Linked DNA regions of Homo sapiens: all the other regions are linked to region 3. A link is a loop called in an ENCODE intact Hi-C map of the cell type or tissue named here. Cell type or tissue: endothelial cell of umbilical vein. All regions are shown on one strand. Links, peaks and the distances in the headings refer to the core of each region. The heading gives the core; the rest is flanking DNA. Region 1 has its middle 26 kb from the start of HNF1B. Region 2 has its middle 80 kb from the start of TBC1D3K. Region 3 holds the start of LOC124903989 (a long non-coding RNA gene).

Region 1 (10,730 bases), core at 900-8,899, 71 kb before region 3:
GCGTATTGTCACAGAGAACTTCAGGACTGGTTTTTGAAAGCTCAAAAGCTGTAAACCATCAGGCACCAGGAACATGGCCGCCACAGCAGTGAGTCTCACTGTGGAAGGCATAGGAATTTGGGGAATAAGCAGCGATTTTCCCCCAAATTACACTGTGAGGTAATGAGAGAATCAGTCCCCGAATCCAGATCAAACAATTCTCAACACAGTGCTCTCTCCACCCCACTCAAGAGATGTGTTAGAAAACATAAAATATAAATGAAAAGATCATAGCACTGATATGGTTTTAAACCAGAAATAAATTTAGGAAGAATCCTGTTTTAATATCAAATACTTGAGCCCTGAAGGAATATATGCGTTAACAAACTCACAGATGGTAAATATCTGCCTTTTGCTGGTCTGCAACTATGCCCAGCCTAATTTCTATTACTTCCTACTGTCTTCAAATTTCTGGCTTCCAACATCAAAATTCCACAAACTGCAGCCTCTTGGTTCCTAAAGAACCTACTTATTACTGACCTGAGTTACTAACGTCACTAGTTGCACACCTACTTTTGCTACTAGCTTTGGATCAAATACTAATTACATTGCCAATGATTATGTGAATTCGTATCAGCTTTCTAGAAGGCAAATTGGCAATACATGTCAAAAGCCACAAAAATGTCTATACTCTTGGGCTAAAAATCCCACTCCTGGAACTTTTCCTCAGAAGAGAAGTCAAAAAAAGAACAGACATTATAAAAGATACCCATCATGGCGTCATCGAGAACTGTCCAACAATAAGGTCAACAACAGCACATCTCTAAGAACAGCTACCATTGGCTGAAGAAATTCTCTGCCAGGCCTTTACATGCTTTACTTCTAAACCTCACAGTAACCCTGCCACGTCTGTGTGACCTCCCACTTCACAGATGAGAAAATAGGCTCAAAGCACAAAGCAGTAACTGAGCCAAGGTCATTTGAGTAGTAAGTGTCAGAAGCAAGGCTTGAACCCAAGGCTTTGTGACTCTGATACCTCTGCCTGTTCCATTCACCCCTGGGATTGCTTGCAACCAAGATGCTGGAGCACTGAGTCCCAGGAACAAGCCATGATGCAGTAGCTTCCGTGATAAGCAGGAAGAAGAAGCAGCAGTGTCGAAAAAGCCTTCCTGGGCCGGGCATGGTGGCTCAGGCCTGTAATCCCAGCACTATGGGAGGCTAAGGCAGGCGGATCACCTGAGGCCAGGAGTTTGAGACCAGCCTGGCCAACATGACGAAACTCTGTCTCTACTAAAAATACAAAACTTAGCTGAGCATGGTGGCACACACCTGTAATCCCAGCTACTTGGGAGGCTGAGGCAGGAGAATCGCTTGAACCAGGGAGGCAGAGGTTGCAGTGAGCCAAGATGGTACCACTGCACTCCAGCCTGGGCAATGGAGCAAGACTCCATCTCAAAAAAAAAAAAAAAAAACAAAAAAAAAACCCTTCCTGAAATAACATTCAGGGAAAGAGAAGGAGATTAAATTAAATTAAACCTATAGTATAATTATAATTTTTATTAAAATATGTATAGCATTTAAAAGTGATCACTTTTAAATGGAAATAATTGGGCTAGCATTTGGTCGTGGGGAATGGGTGGTGCTTTATTCTATTTATAGTTCCTTAAATGGTGTTATGCTAATGTCTTAACAGCAAGTCTTAAAAAAATTAATAATAAAGACTGACTTGACCACTGTCTGAAGCTTAATAAAAGCATGTGAGTGTTTTTCTCTCTCTCCTACCTTTGGGTGAGTTCTCCACCCTGCCAGTTCTCTCTCGGTTTCATGATGCTTGCACCTTGCTGAAACCACAACTTCCCTCCAGAGTGTTGCTGAGTACCCAGGAGAGAGTCACTGGTAGGCCTTTTTCAGTAGAGGTGAGAGGACGTTGGAATAATGACATCACTATTCAAATGGCGAAGGAGAAAGGGAGAGCACCAAACAAACTCACACACCAAGGAGAAAACCAGTGGGCTTTTATGGCTCTGTTTATGGGAAGTGCCTCACCAACTGAAAGGTCAGGAGCTGACGTGTCCAACGGCACTGGAGCATTACATGAAATTGCAAAAGTAGAACCTTATAAAAATTCATAAGTTCATGAAACACCCTCTTGACTATATCAGTTAGGGGTACAGTGCCCAGGATTCTGTCAGGCTCCAGAAAAAGTGAAACATTAGCAGCCACATCCTGAGCACCCCAGCATTGTCTTAGAACAATGTCCTCAGCATTGTTCTAGGTCCTTCTCCTAGTGAAAAATATGCATTGGGTGCTTACTGTATGCCTGTGCTTTGTGGAGCTCCTCCTGTGTTAACTGTTTTCATCCCCATGTACAATCCTATAATAGACATTATCAGCTTGCAGGTGAGAAAATCAAGGCTTAAACCTACAGTACGATTATAATTTTCATTAAAATGTGTATAGCAGCTAAAACATGATTACAGAGGGAAATAGTTGGACTGGCATTTTTGAATGGGGTTAAAACAAAAAAACTTGCCCAGCTGAGATTCAAGTCCAGGTCTGCCTGACACCAGTTGCTGCACTCTGCAGCCTCTCACAACACCACACCACCCAAAGTCTGTTTCAGCCTCTCAACACCCTGTGTGGCTCTAGGCACTGTCCCCTTTATATGGAGAACATGGCCCTCTGCCTGCATGATCAGAACTGAGTGAGAGTTCACCAGGCTTCCTGCCTTCTCAGTAAAAGAAAAGTGTTCCATGATGGAAAGAATGTGGCCTTTGGCACTAGATGAATCCAGGTTTGCATCCTGACTTCTGCATTCAGTAACTTTAGTAAGTCACCGAACGTCTCTGAGTCTTCATTTTCTCATCTGCAGCATGGAAGCCCGCCTCTCAGTGATGAGGACTGGAGTCCAGCACAGAGCCTGGTTAGAGTAGGAGTGTTTCCATGTGGTTATCCATTGATTGTGGAGGAGCCGCTAAGGTCCAGCTCTCCCCACGCCAGTGAAGCTGCTGTGAGACAATCATTGGTTATTAGAAGTGCTCTCTAAATAGTGAAGGATGAGCAAGAGGTTCAGTGGCCCCTCAGTGAAAAAAACTAATTACCCAGGATGTTTCTCCAGCTGCTACCTTTGCCATTTCCTTCCGCTCCTTCCAACTGATGCCACCAGAATTTGCCCAATTCTTCCACCAGTGGGATGTCTCTATCTTTTGATAAGACTATCCATTCCCCAATCTCCTAAGATGTTTATCTTCATCTTCATTGTGCCTAGTCATTGATTTTCTTGTTTTATCCCCCTTTCCAAGCTCACCAGATGCTCTGTGCCTCAACTGTTCCACACTGCTCTTTGCATGTCCTGTAGTTGGCACACAGAAAATTCTAGTAGGGTGTATGACACAAGGGCAGTGACCACATCCCCAGGTCCAAGCACCATGCCTACCATATAGGAGGTGTTCAATAAATGTGTGATATGTGGGTGAATGAAGGAAGGAATGAATCATTAACAAGTTGTATGTATGGCCTGAGTGGAGAGTGAGTTATCCAACAGTAGGTTCTTGCAGAGGACCTATTGTTGGCTGTGAGCAGAGACTCACAAGACAGGTCAGCCAGGCTCCCTGGGAGGCAGGGCGGATTACGTGCAGCCTTTCTGCTACATGTTTCATATGTATCAAGCCTGTCCAACCCATGGCCCATGGGCCACATGTGGCCTGGGACAGCTTTGAATGCAGACCAGCACAAATTTGTAAATTTTCTTAAAACATTATTTTTTTTAGCTCATCAGCTATCGTTAGTGTTAGTGTATTTTATATGTGGCCCAAAACAATTTTTATTCCAATGTGGCCCAGGCAAGTCAAAAGATTGGACATCCCGATATATATCATCTCATTTAATTCTCAAAAGAACCCTAGCCTTGCAAGGGGAAACCCCATCTTACAAAGAAGACTCACTCGCCTGGTTACCCAGCAAGGTGAGGAGTCTAACCTGGGTCTCTCTGACTCCAAAGCCAGTGTCGCTTCCTCACGCTGGGGGTTAAGTGCATGGGCTCTGATGCCAGACAATTTGGGTTCATATCCTGATTTGCCTCTTACTAGCAGAGGGAGCTATGACAATTCAAAGGACTCCCAAGTCATGATTATCTTTTTTTTTTTGAGACGGTGTCTCGCTCTGTCACCCAGGCTGGAGTGGCACGATCTCGGCTCACTACAAACTCCGCCTCCCAGGCTCACTCCATTCTCCTGCCTCAGCCTCCTGAGTTAGCTGGGACTACAGGCACCCACCACCACGCCCAGCTAATTTTTTTGTATTTTTAGTAGAGACGGAGTTTCACTGCACTAGCCAGGATGGTCTCGATCTCCTGACCTCGTGATCCGCCCGCCTCGGCCTCCCAAAGTGCTGGGATTACAGGTGTGAGCCACCATGCCCAGCCCCCAAGTCCTGATTATCTTATCTGTAAAATGAGGATAATTATATTTCCTACTTCAAGAGTTGCTGTAAGAATTACATGAGATAATATAAGAAAAAGATCATGAGCCAAGCGCACAGTAAGTCTTCAGTAGCAGCAGTAACAGCAGCAACAATAGCAATAGTAGTAGTGGTGGTGGTAGTGGTACTAGGAATGGTATGAACAGTGGTAGGAGTGGCAGTGGTAGGGGTGGGATTCATAATGGCAGGAGTGTAATTAATAGTAATCATAGTGGCCAAGTGCTGTGGTTCACACCTGTAATCCCAGCACTTTGGAAGGCCAAGGCAGGAGGATTGCTTGAGGGCAGGAGTTCAAGACCCCATTTCTGGAAAAAATTTTTAAAAATTGGTCAAGTGTGCTGGCATGCACCTGTAGTCCCAGCTATTTGGGGGCTGAGACAGGAGGATTACTTGAGCCCAGGAGTTCAAGGCTGCAGTGAGCTATTATTGCACCACTGCATTCCAGCCCGGGCAACACAGCGAGACACCAACTCTTAAAAAAAAAAAAATAGTGGTATATTGGTGGTGGTGGTATTAATAGTGGTAGTGGTAGTAGTAGTAGCAGTATTAATAGTGGTAATCATGGTAATAGTAGTGGCATTAGTGGTGGTTGTAGTGATAGTAACACTAGTGGTGGTGGTGGTAGTGGCAATAGTAGTGGTATTAATGGTGGTAGGCGTGACCATAGCACTAGTCATGTAGTGGTAGTAATGGTAGTATTAATAGAGGTTGTAATGGTTGTTGTAGTAGTGATATTAACCGTGATAGAAGTGGTGGTAGCAGTAGTAATGGTAGTGGTTGCAGAGTAGGGTATTAGTCGTGGTGGCAGGAATTGAGTGGTGGTAGTAAGTAGTGGCAGTACCGGGGTGATTTTAATGTTGACGTGTCCTGAAGGCATGGTGGAATTTGAGGATGTCAAGTGGGCTTGTTAACTTAAGGTACTTCCACTCTGGGAGACGGGGTGAGTATAGCAGTGGGAGAGGGATGCAACGTAAACCTGTATTCTGGGCACCCAGTTGTCCTTACGAGCAGGAGAGCTGTAATTCCCAGGCACAGCCACAAGGCGGGGGCAATGATTTGGCATTCATGACATCGGAACACGCCTAGGGAAAAATAACTGGCTCAGGAGCTGGGAGCACCCTGAGGACCCTAGGAGACTCCCGGGAGATGAAGGAGAGTTGGTTGGCTGAGCTTCAGAAACAGTTTGATCCTTGGGGTTTAAGACAGACATCAGCAGAGCAGGGTCAGCCACAGGAAAGCAGGAAGGGAAAGTGCAAAATGGGACGAGAGCAACAGGGGTGACCCCAAAACTGTGGTTCTCAACTTGTTTCCACCTGAGTGACAACATTGGGACAGGGTGTGTGTGTGGCCCTCACTTCCAGGGGTGGGTGGACGCAAATGGGACACAGATGACGAGCAGTTCCCCTTTCTTTCTCACTCATCAGGACCCTCTATTATGTGGTGGGTGTCCGAGAGTTTGAGGACCACTGATCTGGACCAGAACATGGTGGCCAGAGGACGCAGAGAGAAAGTTTAAAAGGTACAGTCATCTTTCAAGGAGCTACCTACACACAGAGGACTAGAGTGGCTGAGGGTGGGCTGTGGGTGTCAATGCTAAAAACATGGCTTTAGGGTTAGGGTTTATAAAAGGGGCCCAGATTCCAATTCTGGCTCTACACTTTTAGCTACATGACCTTTGACAAGGAGATAATATTAGTACTGGTAGGTTTGTTGTCCAGAGTAAATGAGATGATATCTTTAAAGAGCTTAGCATGTGCCTGGTAGTAACTACAGTTAACTGCTCAAAAAAGGGCAGCTATGATTATTACTATCATTATTGTTACATGGGCGTGATGATGGAGAGAGATTGCTTTTAAATCCTCTCTCTACAATCCCATCAATGTTACACGGTCTTATACAGGAGCTGTCCTGTATTTTGCTCAAGGTGTGTTATGTGTAATAGAACTGGCTTCCCAATGAGATTTCAAGGCCCCCCAGGGTAAAGCTATATGTCTCTTGACTTTTGGACAATTCCAATTATAACTCTGGACATAGAGTAGTTGGGTGATCAATATACTTGTCCATTGGTCTGTTGTAAAATTGGTAGCCTGTAAATTTTCCGGCATGGCACCTAACAAAGCAATGCAATCATTATTTGCTAAAGCACCCGCTGTATGCTGAGAACAGTGGGATAGTCTAATTTGGGGAGATTATCCTATGCATCCCTGTCTTCTCATTGCTAAGCTATGACTCTGGGGGAGTCCACTGAATCTCTCCTCTTCCCTCCACTCTGACCAAACTGACCCCATTTTTCTGGGCAGAAACACTGGCATGGAACAGAAGAGACAGTGCTAGAAACTAACTTGGTTCCGTGAATTTAGGCCTTTGTTTTTCAAGTTCACAAGACCATTTCCTGAGGGACTAGACAAAATCGATATAAAGTTGCTGTGACACTGAAGGAAAGGAAGAGAGAAAGAACCGAAAGTCCTGCTTAAATAAACTCAAGGGAAGCCAATGGGGTAAAGGTCCACATTAAATATCTTCTCTGGTCTCCTTGGCCTCGTTGCTCTTCTGCCTTATGGGTCTGTTTCCTCCTGTGGAACATAAGGGTACAAAAGCAGTGGGTTGCCAAGGTCATTTAAGGACCCTGGACATAGCTCTATGTGGAGACTCACGGTGACAGAATTCTGGCTGCTTTTTAGTCACTAACCCCCTGTGTGGCCAGGGCCCCGGAGTCACTCATCCTCTCTGCACCTCAGCTTCCCCAAGTGCAGGTGACCTCCAAGTTTGCCCTGGCTGACCTTTAAAGGCCATCCCAGCCGGGACACCAATGCTAACGTTCTGCCCAGTTCTGCCTGCCCTGCTCTCACCCCTGACCCAACACTGTTTGGGGTTTGAGTGGTGGGTGAGTTTCACTTCTTTTTCTTTGTCTCGATGGCAGGTAACTTTCGTGATGACATACTCCTGCAAAGATGGCGTGGGACATAATTCTCATGGATGGAGGTGAACATGACTGTCCCTTGATACAAGGGGTAGAATTGATTGGGTTGCTGTTGTCCTTTGAGAATCACCACCCGACTCTATGTGGCTGTTTCTTCAATTGCAAAATGAGAGAGCATGTTTCCTTTTTAATCAGCAATATTACCCTTAAGGAAACCTTGAAGGGCAGTTCTATTATTAAATATCTCAAGCACAAACTTTGATAAATGGCTTCTTTTTTTGCAAATTACAAATTGAATAGCCTTCTCTCCTCCTGTGCTCCTGCACTCTCTTCAACCCCGAACTACAGGGGCTCTTTCAAGGGCAGTTACCCCTTTGAGATGGGGAAAGAGGTGCCATTAATATGAACTTTCTCCCTCATCCTGGTTCACCCTCCATTTCATTGCTGGCTGAAGGCCTCCTGTACAACCAGACACATTTGAATAATTAATACTCAGTAAGTTGAATGGTTGACCTTCAACAGCTCTATGGCTCCTGAAACCGAGAATGTTGTCTGTGAAGGCAGGGTCTTATGAAAAGGTCCAGGATGGTGCCTGAGGGAGGCTCCCTCATTAAACTCAAAGAATGTGGGATGAGAGCAGAAGCTGGCATGACTGCAGCCTCACCCAAGCCTCTGTGGAGAGCATCTTAGGTAGGAACTGGGCTTAAGTGAGAGTCAGTGATAAATGAGTGGCCATACCACATCTCAGAAGACTGAACATGTGACTGAGATAAAAATGATCCGGTCTGCAGATCAGGAAGAGATGAGGCCCTAAGACCTGTCAGGGGACAGGGAATGAATGTCCTTCATTCATCCACTCAAAAAACAGGTATTGGGTCCGGGCACGGTGGCTCATGCCTGTAATCCCAGCACTTTGGGAGGCCGAGGTGGGCGAATCACCTGAGGTCAGGAGTTCAAGACCAGCCTGGCCAACATGGCAAAACTCTCTCTACTAAAATACCAAAAAATTAGCCAGGCATGGTGGCGCATGCCTGTAGCTACCTGGGAGGCTGAGGCAGGAGAATCACTTGAACCTAGAAGGCAGGGGTTCCAGTGAGGTGAGATGGTGCCACTGCACTTCAGCCTGGGTAACAGAGCGAGACTCTGTCTCAAAACAAACAAACAAAAAAACCATGTATTGAGAGCTACAAAGTGCCAGGCATTGTTGTAGACACTAGGGTTATATTAGTGAACAAACCAGAACCTCCCCTCCCAAAAGAGAAACCCTGCCTTTGTGGGGCTTACATTCTAGTTGGGGAGTTACATGACAAATAAAACGAACTTGTTCAATGCATCGTTTGCCAGACGGTGATAAGTGCTTAGAAGGAGAAAGGAGGCAGAGCGTGGGGCTGGAGAACATTGGGTAGGAGATGAGCTGCAGTTTTAATAAAGGTGGGCAAGGGAAGCCTCCCCAAGGAGATGGCAAATTAGCACACATTTGTGGGAGCTGAGGAGTGGGCTCTGCAGCCATCTGGGGAAGAGGGTCCCAGGGCAGGAAAACTGCAAGTGCAAAGGCCCTGGGGCAGAAATGTGTCCTGATGTGTTCCAGAAAGAGCCAGGAGGCCCCATGGGGGGAGTCAAGTCCGTCTCATAGGGCTTTTGCTCCCAGTGAGACCGGAAGCCATTCGAGCGTTTATCAACAGAGAAAGACATGATGTGGCTTCTGACTTAACAGGATTCCTCCGGCTACTGTGTGGAGAAGAGATTGTAGGGAGCAAGGGAAGATGCAGAGGGACCAAATAAGATGACAGGAAAGATGCCTGGTGTGACTGAAAGGAGAATGGTGGAGGAGCCAAGAAGTGGTCAGATCCTGGGTTTATGTTGAAGGAAGTTTGGCAGATTTGCTGAAGGAGTAGATACAGGTGTAAGAGAAAAGGACAAGTCATTGGTTCTTGTTTTGGGGCCTGAGCAGCTAGAAAGATGAAATTCCCATGTATAGAACTGAGAGAGATTGCAAGAGAGTTGAGCAAGAAAATAGGAAGCAGCATATGAACAATGCAGGGAGGGGACGTGTGGCATGCCTGCCCCACCTAGGAGAGTTCAAGGAATCTTACAAAACCGTGTCAGCTGGGGCACGCTGCACAAGCGGTGCTGCAGGGTAAGAGAACATTTTCTTGAGTCAGAGCACCTGGCTTCATTCAGGTCCCTCGTCTGCCAGTCTCTAGTGAAGGGATTTGGGACACATCATTTAAGCAACCTGTGCTTCAGTCTACTTATCTTCAAAATCCCGGAGTGTGTGTGTGTGTGTGTGTGTGTGTGTGTGTGTGTGTGTGTGTGTGAGAGAGAGAGAGAGAGAGAGAGAGAGAATATATATATAGCTTCTTAAAATGCAAAACATGGCCGAGTACAGTGGCTCATGCCTGTAATCCCAGCACTTTAGGAGGCCGAGGTGGGCAGATCATGAGGTCAGGAGATCGAGACCATCCTGGCTAACATGGTGAAACCCCGTCTCTACTAAAAATACAAAAAACTAGCCATGCGTGGTGGCAGGCGCCTGTAGTCCCAGCTACTCAGGAGGCTGAGGCAGGAGAATGGCTTGAACCAGGGAGGCGGAGCTTGCAGTGAGCCAAGATTGCGCCACCTCACTCCAGCCTGGGGGACAGAGTGAGAATCCATCTCAAAGCAAAAAACAAACCAAAAAAATGCAAAACATTAAACCCAGAGGCAGAGGTACAGTGAAAGGAGATTAGACTTTGGAATCGAAAGAGCTGCAGCCCCTTCTTAGCTACATGATGTTAGACAAGTTTCTTTTTTTTGGAGACGGAGTCTCACTCTGTCACCCAGGCTAGAGTGCAGTGGCGTGATCTCAGCGCACTGCAACCTCTGCCTCCTGGGTTCACGCGATTCTCCTGCCTCAGCCTCCTGAGTAGCTGGGATTACAGGCGTATGCCACTGTGCCCATCTAATTTTTGTTGTTGTTGGTTCTTTTTTTTAGTAGAGACGGGGTTTTGCCATGTTGCCCAGGCTGGTCTCAAACTTCTGACCTCGGGTGATCCTCCTGCTTCAGCCTCCCAAAGTGCTGGGATTACAAGCATGAACCACCATGCCCGGCCAATGTTGGGCAGGTTTTTTAATCTCTCAAAGTCTTGGTTTCCTCATGTGTAAAACGGAGATAGCACTGCCTACCTTACAAGATTGTCATGAGGGTTTCAGAGATAAGGCTTTTAACATCTAGCAGAGAGCTAGGTACATAGTAGGAGCCCGATATAGCTGTTATTACACATAAAATAACAGTTATTATAGGTGTATCTATTTGTGTGTTGGCCACCTGGGTGGCCCCAAAGCCCGGCAACATAGATGATATTATTTTATC
Region 2 (10,730 bases), core at 1,487-9,486, 140 kb before region 3:
ATTTGCAAATTGTATGTATAATGAGGGATTAATATCTAGAACATATTAAAAAAACTCCTACAACTCAACAATTACAAAAACAAGGAAGCCAATTCAAAACTGGGCAAAAGGCTTAGACATTTCCCCAAAGAAGACAAGCACACATGAAAAGAAGCTCCACATCACTGATCACACCAGGGCGGTGGCTCATGGTGGAGGGAGAATGGTTTGAATCCAGGAATTTGAGACCAGCTTGGGCAACATAGTGAGATCCCATCTTTACAAAAAGTAAAATAAAACTCAGCCAGGCATGGTGGTGCACACTTGTGGTCCCAGCTACTCTGGGTGGGGCGCCGAGGCAGGAGGATCGCCTGAATCCAAGGAATTCAAGCTTGAAATAAGCTATGATTGCATCACTGCACTCCAGCCTGGGCAACAGAGCAAGACCTTGTCTCAAAGAAAAGAAAAAGAACTCAGTCTAAACTCAATTTTCATCCTTCTGTGTTCCCTACACATTTGCAAGATACCACACCATTATTCATCATTAAACAGCAATGGCTGCATAACTTTCTAGCCTTCAGATGGCCATAGTGAAATTTATTCACCCTTTCTTGGTCATGTAGGTCATTTCTCTCTTTTTTTTTTTTTAAGTGTCTTGCTATTGGCTGTTTATTAGTCTTTGCTTTCTGAATCATTTCTGCTTCGGGTCCTGTGGCCCTGCTTGGCTCCTGCCCCTTCTTTCCATTGGCTGCCACCTCTCCCTTCTTCCTTTCCCACTGGGTCAGGGACTTCCTGGGAAAGACACGTCTGGCTTTGTGTGCCTTGCCCATAGCCATGGTTTTACCATGTGATGTCACCACATCACTGACACTTGACTTAAGGAGATGAGTCATAACTTGTGCTGTCATTTCTCTCCTGAGAAGCTAAATTAAGAGATACAGGAAATGCTCCTGAGCAGCCCTGGAGAGCCAAACTGAAAAGCCACTCACACTTGGGGTTGAGGCCACCGATTTTATTTTATTTTATTTTATTATTTTATTTTATTTATTTTATTTTATTTTATTTTATTTTATTTTATTTTAGTATTGTAGTGTAGTGTAGTGTAGTGTAGTGTAGTGTAGTGTATTGTAGTGTAATTTTTGAGACAGGATCTCACTCCGTTGCCCAGGCTGGAGTACAGTGGTGCGCTATCGGCTCACTGCAGCCTCTGTCCCCCAGACTCAAGCGGTCCTCCTACCTCAGCCTCCTGAGTAGCTGGTACCAAAGGTGGATGCCACCATACCCGGCTAGTTTTTTGTATTTTTCGTAGAGACGCGGTTTTGCCGTATTGCCCAGGCTGATCGTGAACTCCTGGGCTCAACTGATCCACCTGCTTCAGTCTCCCAAAGTGCTGGAATCAAAGATGTCAGCTATTGTGACCGGAGGCTACCATTTTGCATCACCCATGTACTGATGGATCAGCCTAGAAAGTGTGTTGTGACAACTCAAGCGTCAGTTACAGATTAATGGGTAAAGAAATGGTGGTAGAGACATACAAGACAATAACATTCAACCCCAAAAAAAGAAGGGAATCTTGCCTTTTGCAGCTACATGGATGGACCTGGAGGACATTATGCCAAGTGCAATAAGCCAGGCACAGAAGGACAAATACTGCATGGTTCCTTTTTTTCTTTTTTTGAGACGGAGTCTCGCTCTGTCGCCCAGGCTGGAGTGCAGTGGCGCGATCTTGGCTCACTGCAAGCTCCGCCTCCCCGGTTCACGCCATTCTCCTGCCTCAGCCTCTTGAGTAGCTGGGACTTCAGGTGCCCGCCACCACGTCCGGCTAATTTTTTGTATTTTTAGTAGAGATGGGGTTTCATCGTGTTAGCCAAGATGGTCTTGATCTCCTGACCTCGTGATCTGCCCACCTCGGCCTCCCAATCACAAAGTGCTAGGATTACAGGCGTGAGCCACCGCGCCCGGCCGCATGGTTCCATTTTTATGAGGTATCTACAACAGTGAAACTCACAGAAGCAGTGTATACAATAGTGGTTAGCAGGGGCTGGAGGGTGGGCAAAACGGGGAGTTTTTCCATGGGTGTAAAGTTTCAGTTATGCTAGAGGAATACGTTCTAGAGATCTGCTGTACAACACAGGGCCTATGAATAACAATGCTGTACATTTCAAAATCTGTTAAGTGGGTAGGTCTCTTGTTGTGTTGTTACCACACACGGGAAAACCCAAAACAAAACCAAAACCAAAGAGACACAAGGAAACTTGGGGAGGTGTTGGCTATGTCTATTCCCTCAGGGTAGTGACAGTATCATGGGTGTTTGCAAATGTCCAGACTTACCAAATTGTACACATTAACCACGTGCAGTTCTGTGCATATCAGTTATTCCTCAATAAGGCTGTTTCTTTTTTCTGTTTTTGAGACGGCGTCTCATTCTATCTCCCAGGCTGGAGTGCAGTGGTGCGATCATAGCTCGTTGCAGCCTTGAATTCCCAGGCTCAAGTGATCCTCCCGCCTCAGCCTTCAGAGTAGCTGGGACCACAGGCATGTGCTACCAGGCTTTGCTAATTTCTATTTTTTTAATTTTTTGTAGAGATGCAACCTCGATATGTTGCCCAGGCTCTTCTTGAACTCCTGGGCTCAAATTATTCTCCTGTCTTGGCCTCTTAAAGTGCTGGGATTATAGGCGTGAGCCACTGCGCCTGGCCTCCTCTCTCCCTTTTTCTGTTCAGGATAAGCCAGTGGTCCCTGGGGTCCTTTCTCATCTGTACCCCAGGAGTCTTCTGGAGCTGAACCGAGGCTCTTGCACACGCACATCTGGGCTTGGACCCAACATCATCAGAACTGACGCTCTAGACACATGGCTTCGACTCCTTTCATAAAACGTCCACATCAGCAGCTTTTACCCATTTGTTCAACAAATACTCATTAGCAGGCTCCTGTTCCCTCAGCCTTGGTGTAGGCCCTGGGGTTACTGGGGGTAATGGTGGGTATGGCCCCTACTCTCATGAAGGTTAGTGGTGAGAGAAAGGAAGAAATAACTACACAAGATGCTTTTGGTGATGAACGCCCTGAAGAACAGAAAGCAGGGAGATGTGGAAGTGCCTGGGGTTGGCAGGGCAGGCCTCACAGGGGCACTTGAGTTGAGACCTGGACGATAGATCACGTCAGAGTACCAAGCGGGGCTGTTTGTCACAAACAACAGTATCCCACTCTGGTTAACATAAGCAGAAAAGGAATGCATGGGAAGGGGTGTCAGGTGGTTCAGAGAATGAGCTGGAGGCCTGGAGAGTTGGGCCAGCACACAGGGGCTTCCTAAGGGAGTCGGCAGCCAGAACCTTCAGCGGAGTCATGCTGCAGAGGGATCTGGTGGGGACCGAGCTGCCGCCACCCTGGATACTGGATGCCATTTGGGCCTTGAAGGCCAGACCCTCTGGCAGGCCCCCAACAGAGGGACCTTCAACCTGGGCCTGCTGACCTGCCCCAGATGACAGGTTTGTCTTCTACTGGGCGTCTTTTAGAACTCAAGACGGCTTCCCATCTCACGCATAGTGAAAGCAACAGTCTTTATAAAGTTCTACATGTAGCTGGTGCAGTGGTTCACGCCTGTAATCCCAGCACTCAGCACTTTAGGAGGCTGTGGTGGGATTGCACGAGCCCAGGAGTTCAAGGCCAGCCTGGGTAACATAGCAAAACCCCATCTCTGCGAAATAAAAATTAAAAGAATAGCCAGGCATGATGACACATGCCTAGTCTCATCTACTCAGGAGGCTAAAGCAGGAGGTCAAGGCCGCAGTGAGCCATGATCACACCACTGCACTCCAGCCTGGGAGATACAATGAGAACCTGTCTCAAAAAAAAAAAAAAGTTTCTACATGACTTGGGTCCGATCCTCTGCCCCCATCCATTGTTCTTCCCTTGCCCCATCCTGCTCTGGCCACATTGGCCACTTTGCTTTTCCTCAGTCATGCCAAGCATGGCTCTGCCTTCAGAACCTTTTCCCCAGGTGTCCCCATTGCTCCCTTCCGCCCCTCCAAGTCTTAGCTCAACACTTACCTTGAGGCCCGCCCGACCTGCCTATTAAGCATAACCTTGCCTGCCCACCCAGTTCCTTTATGCTCATAGTTTTTGCTACTGGTCACCTTCTAACATACCATTATTGTGTCTTCATAGATGATCTCCCTGATGACTGTCTCTCAGGGGCCCAGGCAGGGACTGACGTTAGAGTCAATACTCCACAGCTGTTTGTTGAATGAGTAGGTAACAGCATGGCTGGCTGGTCCTGGTGCAGAAAGTCTTGGGAGGCCTCAGTTTGCGTCGTGCTTCTGTCATCAGCCAGCTGTGTGATTCTGCACAAGTATTTTAACCTCTCTGGGCCTCAGTTTCCCCATCTGTAACTTGGGGGCCTACCTCAAATGGTTCCTGGTGAAGAGTAACAAGACCATACCCTAAGTTCCAGTTGCCTTTTCCTCTGCCTTTCCACCTTCCCCTCCAGCCCCTCCAAGTCTCTTTTGTTAAGACAGGGTCTCACTCTGTCACCCAGGCTGGAATGCAGTGATCTCGGTTCACTGCAGCCTCTATCTCCCAGGCTCAAGTGAAACCCACCACAGCCTCCCAAAGTGCTGAGTGCTGGGATTACAGGTGTGAAACACTGCACCAGCTACATGTAGAACTTGATAAAGACTGGCTTTCACCGTGTATGAGATGGGGAGCCATCTTCAGTTCTAATGCAGCTGGGACTACAGGTGCGTGCCACCACACCCGGCTAATTGGTTTTGTGTTTTTTTTTGTTTGTTTTCTGTTTTTTTTGTACAGACGGGTTTCTCCATGTTGGCCAGGCTGGGCTCGAACTCCTGGTTTCAAGTGAACCTCCCAACTTGGCTTCCCAAAGTGCTGAGATTACAGGCGTGAGCCACCATCCCCGCCCCCTCAAAATCTGTTAGGACGACAGTCTCGCCAAGGCAATGCAGTCGCAATATGCCGTTTCCATTGCAATCACAATATGACATTTCCATTTACTTTGGATTATACGTCATTATGAATATTAACAAGACTTAAAAAGGACACCTTCGGGTATGTCAGATGAAAGTACAAAAATTGCGTTGTGGGGCTGCAGTTTGAGGACAGTGTCTGCAGCCGTCACGTGGTAGCAAAACGGTGTTAAGCATTGCAGGAGAGTCTGCATCTACGACAGCCAGAGTCCATACGTCGGGAGGTTTATTTGGTTTGAGAGGGAACAACAGGCAGGATGGGCACCACCCGGGGCTGGACAGTCAGGCGGGCTAGGGTGCGGTTCCTCGCACTCGCCACTAGAGGTGAGGCGTTTACCGCTTCAGGGCTGGAAGATGGGCCCTCGGGGACTGGCTACTGCTGGCCCGGGGCGGAAACCTGGGCGGGGGTTGGATGCGACGCCTCAGGCGGCCCCCCTGGTTACTGACACCCGACTTTGGCATGACTTTATTTGTTTTTCCCCCCATCAGATTTCCTGTCTTTGTGGGCTGATGGACTAGAGGAAAGATGCCTGTTGACGGTCAAAGGCAGAGCCTCTTCGGCAGCTTCTTAAAGCGCCTTCTTTAACAGAGAAACAATCTGCATGGGGTCTAGAACGGTTCTGAAATCCTGCTGAAGGTTTCGAAACTTCCTGGGGGGGGTCTCCTGCCAGAGCGCCTACGCTGCCTCTGGGCTGGCTGGCCAGTGAGCCCCGTCTCACAGCCTGACAGTCCCCACATCAGCCCGGACCGTCTTTCGGGACCAGCCCCATTTGCACAGCCTGAGCTGTAGAGGGCCCTGGAGTTCGGAGTTCTTGTCCCAACTGTGCCCCTGCAGGCCTGTTCCACCCACTGAGGCTCAGTTTCCCCATGTGCCTAATGAGGAAGTCATGCTAGGTGGGGCTTACAGCCTCTTGCAGCTTTGCCATTGATCACTTCCGTGTCTTCAGAGAGGCTGCCAAGTCTCCTCTGAATGAAGTTCCCCAAAAAGCAAACGTAAGAAAATACACAGAGCTTACCCAGACACCAGGCCCTTTAGAAATAGACCATTTCTTACCTTAGGCCCCCAGAAGGTCCTCATTCTAGCTTTGTGGAGAAAAGAAGAGTCTTTGCCTCAGCCCCCAGAGGTTGGGGTGGGGTGGCTGAATTTTGAGGCTGGGATTGGCAACTCTGGTGAAGCCCAAAGTGACACGGATGGTTTCAAAGCCACCTAGAGGATAAGGTGTCAGGACAGTGACAAGACCCCAGGTCCCTATCACACACCAGAGCTCACTGAGCCTCCACCTGGGGTCTCTGCTGAATCTCTGACAGGCTAGGAGAGAAGGGACTGGGGTTACTGACCCCCAGAAAGTCAGAGAAAGTGGCAGTTGGAGGACCTGGGTTTGAGTCCTGGATCACCCCTTCCCCGCCTTGGCAAACTACTCAGACTCTGGAAACCTGTTTCACCTGTAAGATGGGGATGACAATCAAACCCACCTTGCAGGGCCGTGAAGATGCTTAAGACAAGTGCATGCAAAAACTTTCACACACACAAAGCCTTCCTAAAGATGGGGAGACAAGGCCTCATGAGCAGCAGGTGGCCAGGCACTATGTGGGGGCTGGAGTCCTGTTTTCCCTTCAACCTGGGAAAGGACTGATGGGCACTTAGTAGGTTTTGAATCATGACCCTGGACCTCAGGTGGCGGTATGCTTTGTGTCTGCAGCAGAAGGCCCCAGCCTCGTGCCTGTGAGTCCCACTACCGATGTTGAAGGGGTGGACAGCAGGCGGGTGAGCCCCAGGCTGGCAGCTAGCAAGACCTCTCACGTGTGAGCCCAGCACCCCACTTCCCCTGAAATGTGATGTCCAGTGCTCCAGGCTGGGGGCCGTGGATCCTGATTCCAGCTGTGTGAGGGCTGGAAGGCCCTGGGCAGGTCACCTGACCTCTCTGGGCCTATTTCCATCACACACTTGAGGGGCTGAGCACACTGGACTCTATAGCTGTACAACTCCTTGGCTCTGCTTTTGTTCCTGAGGGCCCCTTAGTAGGCAGGGAAAGTGAGGGCCTCAGGGCTGGGCCCCAAGACTCAGATGCTCTCAACCCCTTCCTGGAGTGCCTAACTCAGGGGAGCAGACAGGCCCAGCAGGCAGGGTGCCTCTCTTGCTCAACTCCTGGAGCTATATGTTTTTTTAGCTTACTATTTTACTTAAGAATAGATCATGAGCATTGACTATTCTAAAACATGACTTTCATGACTATATAAAAGTCCATTGTATCAATATACAATCACTTAACCAATTCTTTATTGAAATGGTGGTGTATACATACAAGAAAATACCATTCAGCCCTAAAAAAGAAGGGAATCTTGCCATTTGCAACCACATGGATGGACCTGGAGGACATTATGCTAAGTGAAATAAGCCAGGCACTTGTTTTCCAATTTCTGGTTGATTGATGTGTAACTCTTTAGACGTTGAATCTTATTTGGACATGGGATGTGAGGCACAGACGGGAACTTTATGCCTTTCCAAGCCCTTAGTCAATCATCCCTGCACCATTGATTTAATAATCAAGACATCCTCTCCTCACGGCTTTGAAATGCCTCGGTGCCCATGTACTTCATTTGTACATTCCTGCGGGTCTGTGTGTGGGCTCCCTTGTCTACTCATCCCACTGCTGTTCTATTCTCGTGCTAGTCCCAAACCTCTTTGACTTTGTGGCAGAAAGTTCAGTGGCCGGATGACCAACCACGCAAGGCTGGTTCTGCTTTGGTTCCTCTACTGGATAGGGCTTGACCCCTGCTTTTGCTTGGGAATGTCAACTGCAGCCAGTTGTTACTGAACATTTAGTATTGACATGGAAAACCAGCACTTTCTATTTAAGAGGGAAAAACTGTTGTGATGATTGTGGAACTAGCTCTTCTAACTACAGTCGTCATCCTTAAGAACGCCCATCACCACCAATGTCCAAGAGACTGGGAAATCTCAAGAACTCTGGTGACACTGACTTCCTGCAGTTCTGTAAAATGATCCCAAACTACTACTCTTCTGCCTCTAACAGCTCTCCTTCTTGTCATATTCTGTCCTGATCACCCATGGGTTGCAAACTCCAATAATTAAGCTTGGTGATGGTATTGGTTGCTGCTGTGTACTGACTGCCTCTTTGTGCCAGGCTCTGCTAGACAGTGTATTTAACCTCGAATCCTTACCACAACTTTGTTATGTAGCTATGATGATCCTTAACATTTTGAGATGAGAGTTTTTTAGCAGTGAATAATAATAGACTGTTTATGAAACAAGGTGGATAGACGTGTATCGGAAACTCGAGGAAGGATCCTCTGGGAAAAGCATCTTAGTAAAGCCCCCAAGCCTCAGTGCATGGGAGGAAGAAGGGGAAATGAAAGTCAGGTTGCAAAGTGTTATCAAGGAATGAGGATGAAGAGGGAGCGGGAGTAGAGAAAGGCAGGGGGCCTCTGGCGGAGCAAGGTTTTGGAGGGGTAGAAAGGGAGTAGATGAAGAGTTGAAGTGGAGGCATTTGTTCAGAGGAAGGGGATATCTGCTCCTCTGAGTTATCATAAAAGGAGGAGAAGCTATATAAAGATGCAGAGAAATGTGGAGGTTAAGCCAAGTGTCTGGTCACAGATGTTTTGTGGGAAAGGAGAGAGAAGTCATTGGATAGAGTTGTTGAGCTCCTTATTGGGATGAAGCTCATAATGGTAGCTGGCTTGAAATTGCACTCTGTATTGACTGCTTTCACTTCCCTACCTGACTTCTCTCTCTGCCAGTGTTTCCGGGGATCACCTCCCAAATAAGCTGCTTGCCTGCCTGACTGCCTGCCTGCCTTCCTTCTTTCCTTCCTTCCTTCCTTCCTTTCTTCCTTCCTTCCTTTTTCTTTCTTTCTTTTTTTGACATAGTCTTGCACTGTTGCCTGGGCTGGAGTGCACTGATGCAATCTTGGCTCACTGCAACCTCCACCTCTCAGGTTCAAGCAATTCTCCTAAAGCAAAACCAAAATTTTGAAAAAAAATTAGGCTGGCGCGGCGGCTCACGCCTGTAATCCCAGCACTTTGGGAAGCCAAGGCAGGCGGATCACAGGGTCAGGAGATCAAGACCATCCTGGCTAACATGGTGAAACCCCGTCTCTACTAAAAATACAGAAAAATTAGCCGGGCATGGTGGTGGGCACCTGTAGTCCCAGCTACTCGGGAGGCTGAGGCAGGAGAATGGCTTGAACCCGGGAGGTGGAGCTTACAGTTAGCCGCGATCATGCCACTGCACTTCAGCCTGGGGGTCAGAGCGAGACTCCATCTCAAAAAAAAAAAAAAAAGTTAGGATCCTGTCTTATTTACCTGTCTCTCTACTTAGTACTGGAGAAGGCACATGGCAAGCTCTCTGTAAGGCATTAAATATCCCCATTTTACAGATCAGCAAACTGAGGCCTACAGAGGGAAAAATGACTCACCCCAATGACACTGCTAGTCCGGGGCGGGGCAGAATGGAATTAAGGATTTGGAGACTCTCTTGTCCGGTGCTGTTCCCTGCACTGCCCTGTTACTGTACAGTTACAGAAGCCGGATTTAGGAGAAATCAAAACACAAAGAGTCATTATTTTCAAGTTTGTTATTTTTTACTATGCTTGACTCTGGTCTTTCCAAACATGATTTTCTTGAAAATTCAGGACCTGAGAGGAAAACCTTCACACAGCTTTGCTCTCAAACGGGTCAGAAAGAGCAACTGGCACTTTGGGAGGCCAGGGCAGGTGGATCACTTGAGGGCAGGAGCTCAAGACCAGCCTGGCCAACTTGAACTCTACTAAAAATACAAAAAATTATCTGGGCATGGTGGTGGGCACCTGTAATACCACTTACTCAGGAGGCTGAGGCAGGAGAATCACTTGGACCCAGGAGGCAAAGGTTGCAGTGAGCCAAGATCGGGCCATTGCACTCCAGCCTGGCGACAGAGAGAGACTCTGTCTAAAAAAAACCAGGAGGCCGGGCGTGGTGGCTCACACCTGTAATCCCAGCACTTTTGGAGGCCGAGGCAGGCGGATCATAAGGTCAGAAGATTGAGACCATCCTGGCTAACACGGTGAAACCCCGTCTGTACTAAAAACACAAAAAATTAGCCGGGCGTGGTGGCGGGCGCCTGTAGTCCCAGCTACTCAGGAGGCTGAGGCAGGAGAATGGTGTGAACCAGAGAGGTGAAGTTTGCAGTGAGCCGAGATTGCACCACTGCACTCCAGCCTGGGCGACAGAGCGAGACTCCGTCTCAAAAACAAAAAACAAAAAACAGGAGCAACTGGGGCGTTAGAGCTGAAAGCAGCCTCTGGGATCATCTAGTCCACCCACCCCACTGCCTCCTCGAGAGGGGAGGTGACTCTTAGACAGTCACATGGGGGGCAGCCGAGCTGGACTCCTTTTACAGTGCTCCATTCATTCACAGGAAGTCAGGTGGCATCGGCATGGGCTGAGCAGCAGAATGGAGCCTGGGTATTTACAGGACAGATGCTCACAGAAGCCTCCGGCACTGGCAGTCAAGCCCTGCAACCTCCAACAGGTCCCCACAGAGACAGCAAAGCCCATGCAGGGAGGGAGGCAAAGCTTAGGGGGCAAGACAGGTGGGCCTTGCCCCACCCGAAGGACCTTTCTTGTCCATGCTCTTTCCCGACTGCTGCTATGCCGTGCTCTTTACAGCTTTGTCAAGAGGAGGGCAGTTACCATCTGAGCCTAGAGATTTATGGCTGAAGAAGGAACCAGGGATGTCCCACCTTATTCAGCCCTTTGAAAGTGGATTTA
Region 3 (10,369 bases), core at 28-8,027:
AAAAATAACTGTAGGTCTCCTTCAAACTCACCCACGACTAGTAGATTTGGTTTAACTTCTTTAGTTTCTCATCTGTCTCCTTAAATCCAATATTTGGATTGTTTAGCCTAAAACAAGAGAAAATTGTGGAATGGATTTGGATCCTGGTCACAGTTTAGCAGCTGTGCATCCTGGGTCAAATCATTGAACCTTCAGGAGATTCAATGTCCTCATCTATAAAATAGGTTGTTAAAGTGATCAACTGACAGTGAATATGAACATGCTTATAAATCTCTAAAGCATGAATATGTATAACATCGTAGCTTACACTTTGTCTTGAGTTCATTCCTATCACTAAGTAGGTGGTAGATTTTTCAGGAGGTTCTTTCTGTTTGGTGATGATGAAGTAAGAATGACAGGTTTCCTTCTAAATGGGGAGTTTTGTGTGGTATATGAAATCTCCTTGGCCAGCAGTGAAAATACACCAAGGGAGGATCCAGAGGGAAACTGCCATTGTATCTGAGAGCTTTGAAAACTTTAAGGAGAAAAAGCTTGCTTTGGCACATCACACGCCTGAAGACACGGAGATGGATCAGGTCCCTCCAGCTCCAGGAGGCTCATATTCAACAGCAAGCCTGTGCCCTCCCATACATGGGCCATCTTGAGGCATGAGAAGGCTGAAGGGAACTGTGGTTGTGGATATCTCTTTGAGAGTTTTAATGTTGATGAGTATTCAGCATATTTCCAGCTTCACTATGACAGCTCAGGTGTCGTTGTTTCTCAAAACCATCCTTGTGACCCTTGGATGTATTGCTGGATGTCTTGGGAGAGATCTAAGGGTAACACATTGGTCATCTTTCTTTCAACCTTGTATTGCTCCATTGTCCTCTTACCTTCCTTGTATCTAGGGCTCATGTTGGCCACCTCTTTGTTTTGTTTCTGCCTTTTTCTTTCTTCCCTCTTCTCTCCCTAAATCAGCTTTAGCTAGGGTCGGAACTTGGATTCTCACTTCTGAAGAGAATGACTTACACATCCTTTGAGGTCAGAACAGGGCTAAGCCCATTGGAGGCACACAAATTTATTGAATATGTGTGGCTCTCACTCTATCCTTAGCTGCTTGGAAATTGACACACAGTGCATTGATTTTGGCAGAAGGAAAATGGGAATGGGGAAGCATTTAGAGAACTCACAATATAAATGATCATTTTAAATGTATTGCCTTTTGACTGGGCCCTCTGGTATATGGAATATGGTAATTATACTAATACCAGAGTTTGGAATGAGATAAGATACCTAAAACCAGCTTGTTTGCCATTTAGAAGATTTGATTAAAAGGCCCGTGGGGAAGATATTCCACTTATTTCTGCAACCAAAATAATAAACAAACTGTCCCACTTAACTTCTTTCTTTCCATTCTAAGCTTTCACTGCCATACAGTTATATATATATATATACTATCTGAATTAAAATTTTCCCTGGGGCTAGTCTGCATCTTTCCATTTTGTTCTTTCTAATTTCCTCTACTCATATTTCTCTATCATTTCACGATGCTCCTTAATCTCCTATTCAGATGGGCTGCACCAGAGTGCACACTGACCTCAGAAGGATGGCTGTGTGTGTACATATCTGTGTACACTTGGGGTAGACAGAGCATGAGAAATGGTGAGAATCACCAGAAGACTGCTGAGACACAGAGGTCCTACACTATGGAGTGTTAGGATGAGAAACTGGTTGCAGGCATCTTCATTTAACTGACTGATGTGTTGAGTACCATGGGCCCTGCCTCAGAATTGCGGAAGCCTGTGGAGAAGGTGGTAACAAATTATTTGGCAGGGCCAATTCCTTATTCTCTACTCATTCTCACCTCTTCATCCTATTCTCTTTCTCATCTCTTCCCTGGACTGGATAGCATACTTCCCAAGCAAGAACCAGTGCCCAGAAACAGAAACAGATGAAAAGGTCAAGACTTACCCACTGAGGGAGCTGGAATGACATCAGAGGCTCTCAATCCTGGAATTGAGGCACATCAGGATCACAGACTGCATTGAAAATAAGATTCCTGGGCCCCACCTCTGAAGGTTCTGACTCATTAGGTCTTGGGTGGGGCCCAGGAATGTATATTTGTTAAAGAGCTCCCCCAGATGATTTCTGAAGCACATGCAGGTTTCAGAACTATGCCTTCAAATGTCATCCACTCTAGACAGGATCATTTGCTTTTTTGGGCAGCAGTTTCTCAAAAAGAGCAGCAGCAGTGCTCTCAAAGATTTCTCAAAAACGGCACATTCATGGAGCTTTCTGGGAGACTGAGACCATAAGCAGGAGGTAGGAAAGGGAAACACGGTCATCGGTCATCAGGGTATCTGGTGAGATGCTGGCTTGAGGAGACGCTGAGCCCCCTGGGGAACTGGAGACAGTGCTGTTCTGAGGGTGATCAGAGGGTGGCACCCCCAGCCCCCACCCAGGAGAGCCAGAAGCAGGATTCATCCCCTGTCCTTTCTGCTCAGGGGTCTCGCCTTTTAGGTTTCTGATAACAGTATCAGCTAAAGCTCTGAGTAGGCAATTGTTGAGGACTCCGTGTTATCTCCATTGATGACTTCCCTCAAACCTGCCTATGAAACCGTCTCCATTTCAGGAAAGCCTCTCTAGGTGTCCCTTCCACATCCACCTAAAACAGACCTTTTTCTGGATTCCTTCTTCATCCCATTCTTCCCCCAACTTCCCAGAAAGCAAGAACACAGGAACACAATCGACCCCAGGAAGCAGGTCCAGGTGTCTTCTCTCCTGATCGTCCTGTCCCCACTCCGATCCTACCTTAGCTGTCTTCCTCCGTGTCGCTCTCAGGGAGGAGATAGAGCATGGGTACCAGGGGATCCAATCCTCAGAGTGCTGGCCCGGGTTCTAAAGAGGCCTCAGGATACACAGTTCCAAGTTACAGAGGCCCTGACATCTCCAGAACAGAAAGATGGGAAGACCCACTATAAATGCCAAGAGTCAACCTTTAATGTACTACTTCCTCTTTCTAAAACCTGGTCCTTTTAGTGCCACAAGCCCTATGCTGCCACATAAGATATGCCCGCCTCGCAGACTGGCTGAGTTCCAGTGTTTTCTCCCCTCTCTGTTACAGTCAAGGGAGTTGGCACCTGATTTCTCTGGGGGTCTTTGTACAGTCTACTAAATAAGGGTCTCCCAACCTCATACTCCCGGGACTATGGAAGTTGTTTTTAGTCAAAATTTGGGTCCCTGCACACTCCTGCCCTCTACTGGACAGACCGATCTGGGCAATAACCTGTGCCTCAGTGTGGACATCTTTAACTCTGCCCTGCGGGCACCAGGGCAAGCCTCTCTCACAGCCTGGCATGGATGGAGTGGGCAGGTAGAGCCAGCTTTTCCAAAGCCCTGGTAACCTCAAGAGAGCTAAGTTTGGGAGGTCACAGGATGACTCTGGGAGACTCTCAGGCTTTAATCAGATCTGTTTAATGCCCATCTCCAACCCACAACTCATTGTGGAACTTGAGCAAGTAAATTAATATCTCCAAGTCTCCGTTTCTTTACACTTGCCTCCCATGGAATCTCCTATGTAACAGGCTCAGCCCGGTGACTGGGACATTGAGCGGGGGCTCAAATGATGGCATCCATCCACCTCTCCTTATCCCAGGAGCTGTCTGTGATCTTTTCCTCTTGCTCCCACAGGCCTCAACACCTCCCAAGCACAGAGTGTCCCTGTCATCAACAGTGTGGCCGGCAGCCTGGCAGCCCTGCAGCCCGTCCAGTTCTCCCAGCAGCTGCACAGCCCTCACCAGCAGCCCCTCATGCAGCAGAGCCCAGGCAGCCACATGGCCCAGCAGCCCTTCATGGCAGCTGTGACTCAGCTGCAGAACTCACACAGTAAGGACACGGGCATGTGGAGGGAGGGAGCACTCAGGACCCTCAGTGGCCAACCACTTTCCCTCTCTGGGTCTGAACTTTCTCGGAAGTTTATTGGCTTGGTCACTTTTCCCTGCCTATGATCAACCGACTAAGACAATTTCTCAAGCATAACTCTTGAGTGTTGCTGTACCTTTTCTAGTCCTCTTCTCTACCCCTGAGATTCCCAGGGAAGGGTTTGAAGAGGACAGTGTAGGCCTACAGATGAAGGGGAATTGGAGCCAGACAGCATGTGGAACACACACCGCCAATTTCCCATTCCAACACCTCTGGAAAAGATCGCGTCCATAAACCACCAGCACCTTTTCCCAGTGAACTTCAACTTAGCCTTTGCAATCTAAACTTCCAAGCAGCCATTATCAAATGATCACAATTGGCATCTAATTTGCATCCTGTTTGCCTTCCCTAAAAGAGAAGAATCTTCTAGAGTCCCGTGTCCTCCAATTTATACACCCCAAACATCTCTAATCAAGAACCATGAACACAAGTGAAAAATACCAGTGGCATGCCATCCTGGGCATTAGAGTTTCTTCCTCCATGCCACCCCTGCATCTCTGCACACAGACTGTTTCTCATATCCAATTTCTATACCTACCCCAAGCCTACCTTTCGACCACTTATTTCCCATCCAATCCCATCCTCTGTTTCTCTGCCTTTCATCCTGAGTCCCAGGCTTCCAATCCTCTGGCCAGGTCTGGCTATAGCCCCTGACACAGGAGTTTGGGGAGGAATCGTGGCTTCTCTGCTTCAGAAACCCCAAGGAAGTGTTCAGTATAAAGCACTAGTCTTAGATCAGACAGACCTGGATTTAAATCCTGGCTGTGATACTTACCAGCTGTGTAGCCTAATGCAAGTTACTTAGCCACTCTAAGTCCAATCTCTACATCCATAAAATGGAAATAGTATGCATTTAGAGTCATTATGAATATGAAATAAACATAGGGGTAAACTGCGTTTGGTAAGCATAAAAAATTATAAAGATTATTTATAAAGGGACTCTTAGAAGGCAATGATGGTGAAAGAGGTTTGTGTTTCTTCCCTAGCTGCATCGGATAAGCTGTGGGTTTGGGGGAGAACAGCCAAGTCCAGCCTTCTATCTTCAGGGCTCAATCCCCACTCGGGCCTGTGGAGCTGGTTTCTGAGCACCATCTCACATTCCAATCACATTTTAGTGGCTTCTGAAAATCTGCCACAGCCTGTAGCAGAGTCTGAGACCACATGTGCCCCACTTCCCTTCCTCCCAGAGCCTGGTGATGTGCTCCCCACTTACCCCATCCCTTCACCTGGCCAGGCTTCCTCAGTGGCGAGGCCTGGGTGGGATAGTCAGAGAGTGGTCACCAGCGACCTGTGGACTGCTGAGGCCCAGCAGGCCTGGCCGCCCATGAAGAGAGAGCCCATGGTGCCCTGGACCAGGAAATAACCTGCCTCCCTGCATGAGAAGGGCAAGCCGAGGCAACAGCCAGTGACCTTTGCTCCCGTTCCGTACCGGAGGCCTCCCTGGTAGGCCCTGTGTTCTGAGAGCAGGTGGTCTCTCCCTCACAGCCAAGCATCCACATGCTTTCGGGAGTTGGTTATGTGACTTGGAATTTACATGAATCTTATGGATAACTAATATGAGAAATCCCCACTATAACCACCAGCCCTTTTATCTACCTGAGGAGATGGGAGCTATGGTGTGGGATGGGGGCTCTGTACCTGTGTCTTTGCCTGTGTATGCACCTTGATTCTGTCTTCACTCTGTCTCTCCAGTGTACGCACACAAGCAGGAACCCCCCCAGTATTCCCACACCTCCCGGTTTCCATCTGCAATGGTGGTCACAGATACCAGCAGCATCAGTACACTCACCAACATGTCTTCAAGTAAACAGGTAATGCCAGCAGGATTTGCGGGGGTTGGGGTGTGGGCAGGGTGTGATAAGGCCATGGATGTGCAGAGGTTGTGGCAAGCATGGACTCGGCCAGAAATTAGGTCCTTCTGAGGCTCCCTGTTGTTTGCAAAGGGAATCCTTAAGGTCCCAGGGCAAAAAAAAAAGGGCCACAGGCTGAAAGGGCTTATTGCTCCCCCAGATTCCCCAGGAAGAGCACTAAACAAGGACAGAAGTTTGATAGGTTGCTGGAGACTGGATGACATAGAGCGCTTAGGCATTTAGATTGAGTGTTCCCTAATAGAATGATCAATGGTCCATGGAAAAGGTATTTCCAAGGAGGGCTCAGGAGGACAGATCCCCTGCTGAGGTTCATGCTTTGCAAGAGGGATCCCTGAGGATCCACAAAGTAGTCAGCGGAGAAAGTGAGTAGGAAGTCAGAGGTCCTGAGGCTGATTCCCCTGGACCCAGAATGCCATAAGCTCTGGGAATGACCCAGTTGTGTCAACCCATGGGGACTCCCCAGTAGACAGCCTGGCTTTTCCAGGGGTAAGCATCCACTTGGGGTTTTATCAAGAAATTTAGAATCAACTTCCTGCTGCACTGAAAGTGGGGAATCCAGAGGCTTAGTCACTGTTTCAGTTGATGACTAAGTCCCACCTCTGAATAGAGGTGATGGAATAGTAGACAGGCAGCTGATGGCGAGGCTCATTGCTGCAGCTTGGACAGCTGGACTGCAAGAAGACACCGAGAGTTAGAAAACAGGACAAGATGTCTGAACACAGGTGATGATTCCAGAGTAACACAATGAGACCTTTTAGTAGCTGGGGTCTGTGCAGTGTGGGAACTGTTTGGCCTCTATCGATTACTAGATAAGTAGGTGACAACCTTGAACTTCATGTCAGAAGCTCTCAGAATTTGGTCTTGTTGATGGTCTTTTTTTCATCTGAGCCCTGCAAATCACACTTCATCCACTGCCATGGGCTTCCCAGGAGGTTCCTTCATGGGATCAGGGTTCTCTATCCTTTCCTTTGCCCCGATCTCCTTCCAGCCCTAGAGTGCAGTGGAGCAGGTGGGTTCTATTCCTGGTTCTGCCATTTGCTTGGTGACCTTGACCTCCCTGAGCCTTCATTTCTTCATCTTTAAAGTGAGAGTTGTAACATCTGCTTTTTCTGAGGATTCAGCAAGCTTGCGTAGATTAAGTAACTGGTGTCTTGGGCACTGAAACACACACACGACCAGGGCAGCTGGGCTCTGGAGCTGGGGGTAGAGGGAGAGGTGTGTGGGACCTGCTTTGCCACTCTTCTCTCACCCAATAGAAGATGAAAGGACAACCCCTCACTACCCTGCCCTTCGACTCCCGTGCGAGTTCCCACTCTTTGTAGTGGGCAGGGAAAACATTTATCTGTGCTCACAAATCTCAATCAGGGGGGCAGCCAGGCGCAGCGGCCCTCCTTGGGAATACCTTCCCCTTTGAAAGGTTTATCAATCCATCTGCCGCTTGGTCAGCCCCAGACAGGACCATGATTAATTATTCCTGTCTTTCCCAAGTTGACTTTGATGGTTGCTTGTTGAAACAAGTCGTCTGAATTCAGGAAATGGTCTCTTAATCAAAATACTTTAAGATGCTCCCTGAGACGCTGCACCAGCCCCCCACTGGCTTCTCCTCTCCATTGGACAGAGTGGCCAGCCAACCTTGAAGCTGCATGAGTGGCCTCCCAGAACTGCTGTGACATTGTCTCCATGTCCCCAGACATTTCAGGAGTCTGGCAATAGACTCATTTCTGCGATGATGAGGATGATTATTACACTCAGTAAGGATGAAAAATACTCACGTGGCACGTTACAGTTTATACTTCTCATGAACATTGTCTCATTGTTTTCTTTTTACTGCAACCTCCTAAGTACAAAGAAATAAACTAAAACCCAGAGATGAAGAGTGACCTGCCCAAGGTCACACAGATGATAAATTCTAGTGCTGGACCTTCAGGCTTTGGTCTTTGACTCCACATACTTGCCTTCCACTACCATCTTTAAAATTCTACGGTAACTGCTGCCACTCTTGTTGTCTTTGTGGTCAGGAACAAGAGTAAAAAATAAGTTCACTTGCCATATTCCACTCAGGAAACGTTCTTCCAACAAGTTGAAAGAGAAGGAGGAATGGGAAAGGCACAGTGAAGTAAAATGAGGGTAAAGGTGCTGCCTCCTGACAGCAGAAGGTACCCAAGGTGAAGACAGTTTGTACAAACTCTGTTCCTAAGGCAGAGGGTCAGAAGTGAGTTCTGAAAGAGACCTGATGGCAATTCTGCTTTTTTGGTTTTGTTTTAAGGTCTTATATTCCAACAGGAATTTCAAATTCATTTCTGGCGTGTTCAGATTTATTGCTTATAGCGATGTCTGTTTGCTTCGCTATAAAGAAATATCTGAGGCTGGGTAAAAGAGGTTCAAAGGCTCATGGTTCTGCAGGCTGCACAGGAAGCATGATGCCAGCATCTGCCTCTGCTGAAGACCTCAGAAGGTTTACAAGCATGGCGGAAGGTGCAGACAGGGCAGGTGCATCACGTGGTGAGAGTGTGAGCAGGAGGGAGAAGGGAGAGGCCCTGCCCTGGGCTCTTATTTATTTATTTATATTTTTATGTTTTGAGACAGGGTCCCGTTCTGTCACCCAGGCTGGAGTGCAGTGGCGCAATCACAGCTCACTGCAGCTTTAACCTCCTGGGCTCAATCAGTCCTCCCGCCTCAGCCTCCAGAGTAGCTGAGACTACAGGCGCACACCACAATGACAGGCTAAATTTTTGCATTTTTTTTGTTTTGCCATGTTGCCCAGGCTGGTCTCAAACTCCTGCGCTCAAGTGAACTGCCTGCCTTGGCCTCCCAAAGTGCTGGGATTACAGGTGTGAGCCACCATGCCTAGCCCTAGACTCTTTTAAACAGCCAGATCTCACGTGAACTAACTCAAGCATGAATTCCTCACCCATCACCATGATCCATTACCTCCCACTGAGCCCCACCTCCAACACTGGGAATCACATTTCAACATGAGATTTGGAGGGGACACACATCCAGACCATATCATTCCACCCCTGGCCTCCCAAATCTCATGTCCTTCTCACATTGAGAAATACAGTCATCCCTTCCCACTAGTCCCTGAAAGTCTTAACTCATTACAGCATTAACTCAAAGTCCAGAGTCTCATCTGAGACTCAAGAGCAAGTCCTTCCACCTATGAGCTTGTAAAATAAAAAAACTATATACTTACTTCCAAAATACAATGGTGGTACAGGCATTGGGCAGACGTTCCCATCCCAAAAGAAATAAATTGGCCAAAAGAAAGGGGTAACACCCCATGCAAGTCTGAAACCCAACAGGGCAGGCATTAAATCTTAAAGCTCCAAAATAATCCTTGATTCCATGTCCCACATCCTGGGCACATTGGTGTGCCAGGTGGGCTCCCAAGGCCTTGGGCAGCTCTGTTCCTGTGGCTTTTCCATGCTGAGGTTGCAAGCTGCTAGTGGCTTTACCATTCTGAGGTCTAGAGGGTGGCAGGCCCATTCCCACAGCTCCATTAGGCAGTATCCTGGTAGGGACTCTGTGTGTGGGGCGGGTGGGGCTCCAATCCCACATTTCCCCTCAGCACTGCCCTAGTGGAGGTTCTCTGTGGGGGCTCTGCCCCTGCAGCAAGCTTCTGCCTGGGCACCCAGGCTTTCTGATAAAGCCTTTGAAATCTAGGTGGAAGCTGCCAAACCTCCTTCACTCTTGCATTCTGTGCATCTGCAGGCTTAACATCACATGAAACCCACCAAAGCTTACAGACTGCACCCTCTAGAGTGGTGGTCTGAGCTGTACCTGGGGCTCTTTGAGCCAGGGCTGAAGCTAGAGCAGCATGTATGCAGGGAGCAGTGTCCCAAGGCTGTGCAGGGCAGCAGGGCCTTTGGTCTGGCCCCCAAAACCATATTTTCTTCCTAGGCCTCTGGGCCTCTAGTGGGAGGGGCTGCCTAGAAGATGTCTGAAATACTTCAGTGCCTTTTTTCCATTGTCTTGGCTATAGCATGCAGCCCTCTTTAGTCAAGCTAATCTCTCTAGCAAGCTGTTGCTCCATAGGCCACTTGAATTCCTTCTCTACCACAGGGTTAGGCTGCAAATTTTCCAAACTTTTACGCTCTGCTTCCCTTTTTAAATGTAAATTCCAACATTCCAAATGTAAGTCATTCCTTTGCTTCCGTAGCTACTGTGGGTTGTTAGAAGCAGCCAGGCCACATCATGAATGTTTTACCGCTTAGAAATGTCTTCTGTTAGATACCCTAGGCTATCATTCTGAAGTTCAAACTTCCACAGATCCCTAGAATATGGACACAATGCAGCCAAGTTCTCTGCCTGGGCGTAAGGAGGGTGACCTTTGCTCTAGTTCCCAATCAGTTCCTCATTTCCATCTGAGATCTCATCAGCCTGGCCTTCACTCTCCATAGTTCTATCAGGATTTTGGTCACAACCACTTAACAGGTCTCTAAGAAATTCTAAACTTTCCTTCATCTTCCTGTCTTCTTCTGTTCCTCCAAACTCCCAATCTCTGCCTGTTACCCATTGCCAAAGCTGCTTCCACA

The links. Hi-C counts contacts between places; a loop is a spot of excess contacts. Peaks named below come from ENCODE experiments on the same cell type or tissue, not always from the same donor. Only the 100,000 strongest peaks of a DNase experiment are listed, where the experiment ranks them.
Region 1: it touches region 3 in a loop (12-fold over the local background); 28 of 110 quality-filtered maps call a loop at or near these places.
Region 2: it touches region 3 in a loop (7-fold over the local background); 6 of 110 quality-filtered maps call a loop at or near these places.

What each region holds. Positions count from the first base shown.
Region 1 is chr17:37,765,888-37,776,617 of GRCh38, reverse strand. No RefSeq gene overlaps it. Among named protein-coding and RNA genes, the nearest start is that of HNF1B, 26 kb to the right of the region's middle. In endothelial cell of umbilical vein, for the core only: a CTCF peak has its summit at 5,485; a DNase peak (open chromatin) is centred at 5,497.
Region 2 is chr17:37,839,435-37,850,164 of GRCh38, reverse strand. It overlaps the pseudogene YWHAEP7. Among named protein-coding and RNA genes, the nearest start is that of TBC1D3K, 80 kb to the left of the region's middle. RefSeq lists enhancers at 5,473-5,973, 6,309-6,808. In endothelial cell of umbilical vein, for the core only: a CTCF peak has its summit at 5,252; a DNase peak (open chromatin) is centred at 5,304.
Region 3 is chr17:37,694,478-37,704,846 of GRCh38, reverse strand. HNF1B (HNF1 homeobox B) reads left to right here. Exons shown (of 9, transcript NM_000458.4): 7 at 3,670-3,864; 8 at 5,653-5,771. LOC124903989 (a long non-coding RNA gene) reads right to left here and starts at 2,022. Exons shown (of 3, transcript XR_007065733.1): 1 at 1,951-2,022; 2 at 1-107. RefSeq lists enhancers at 1,453-2,652, 3,301-3,801, 3,802-4,302, 5,865-7,064. In endothelial cell of umbilical vein, for the core only: CTCF peaks have their summits at 3,043 and 3,245 (motif pointing left); no DNase peak of the experiment used is centred there; H3K27me3 peaks cover 2,454 bases.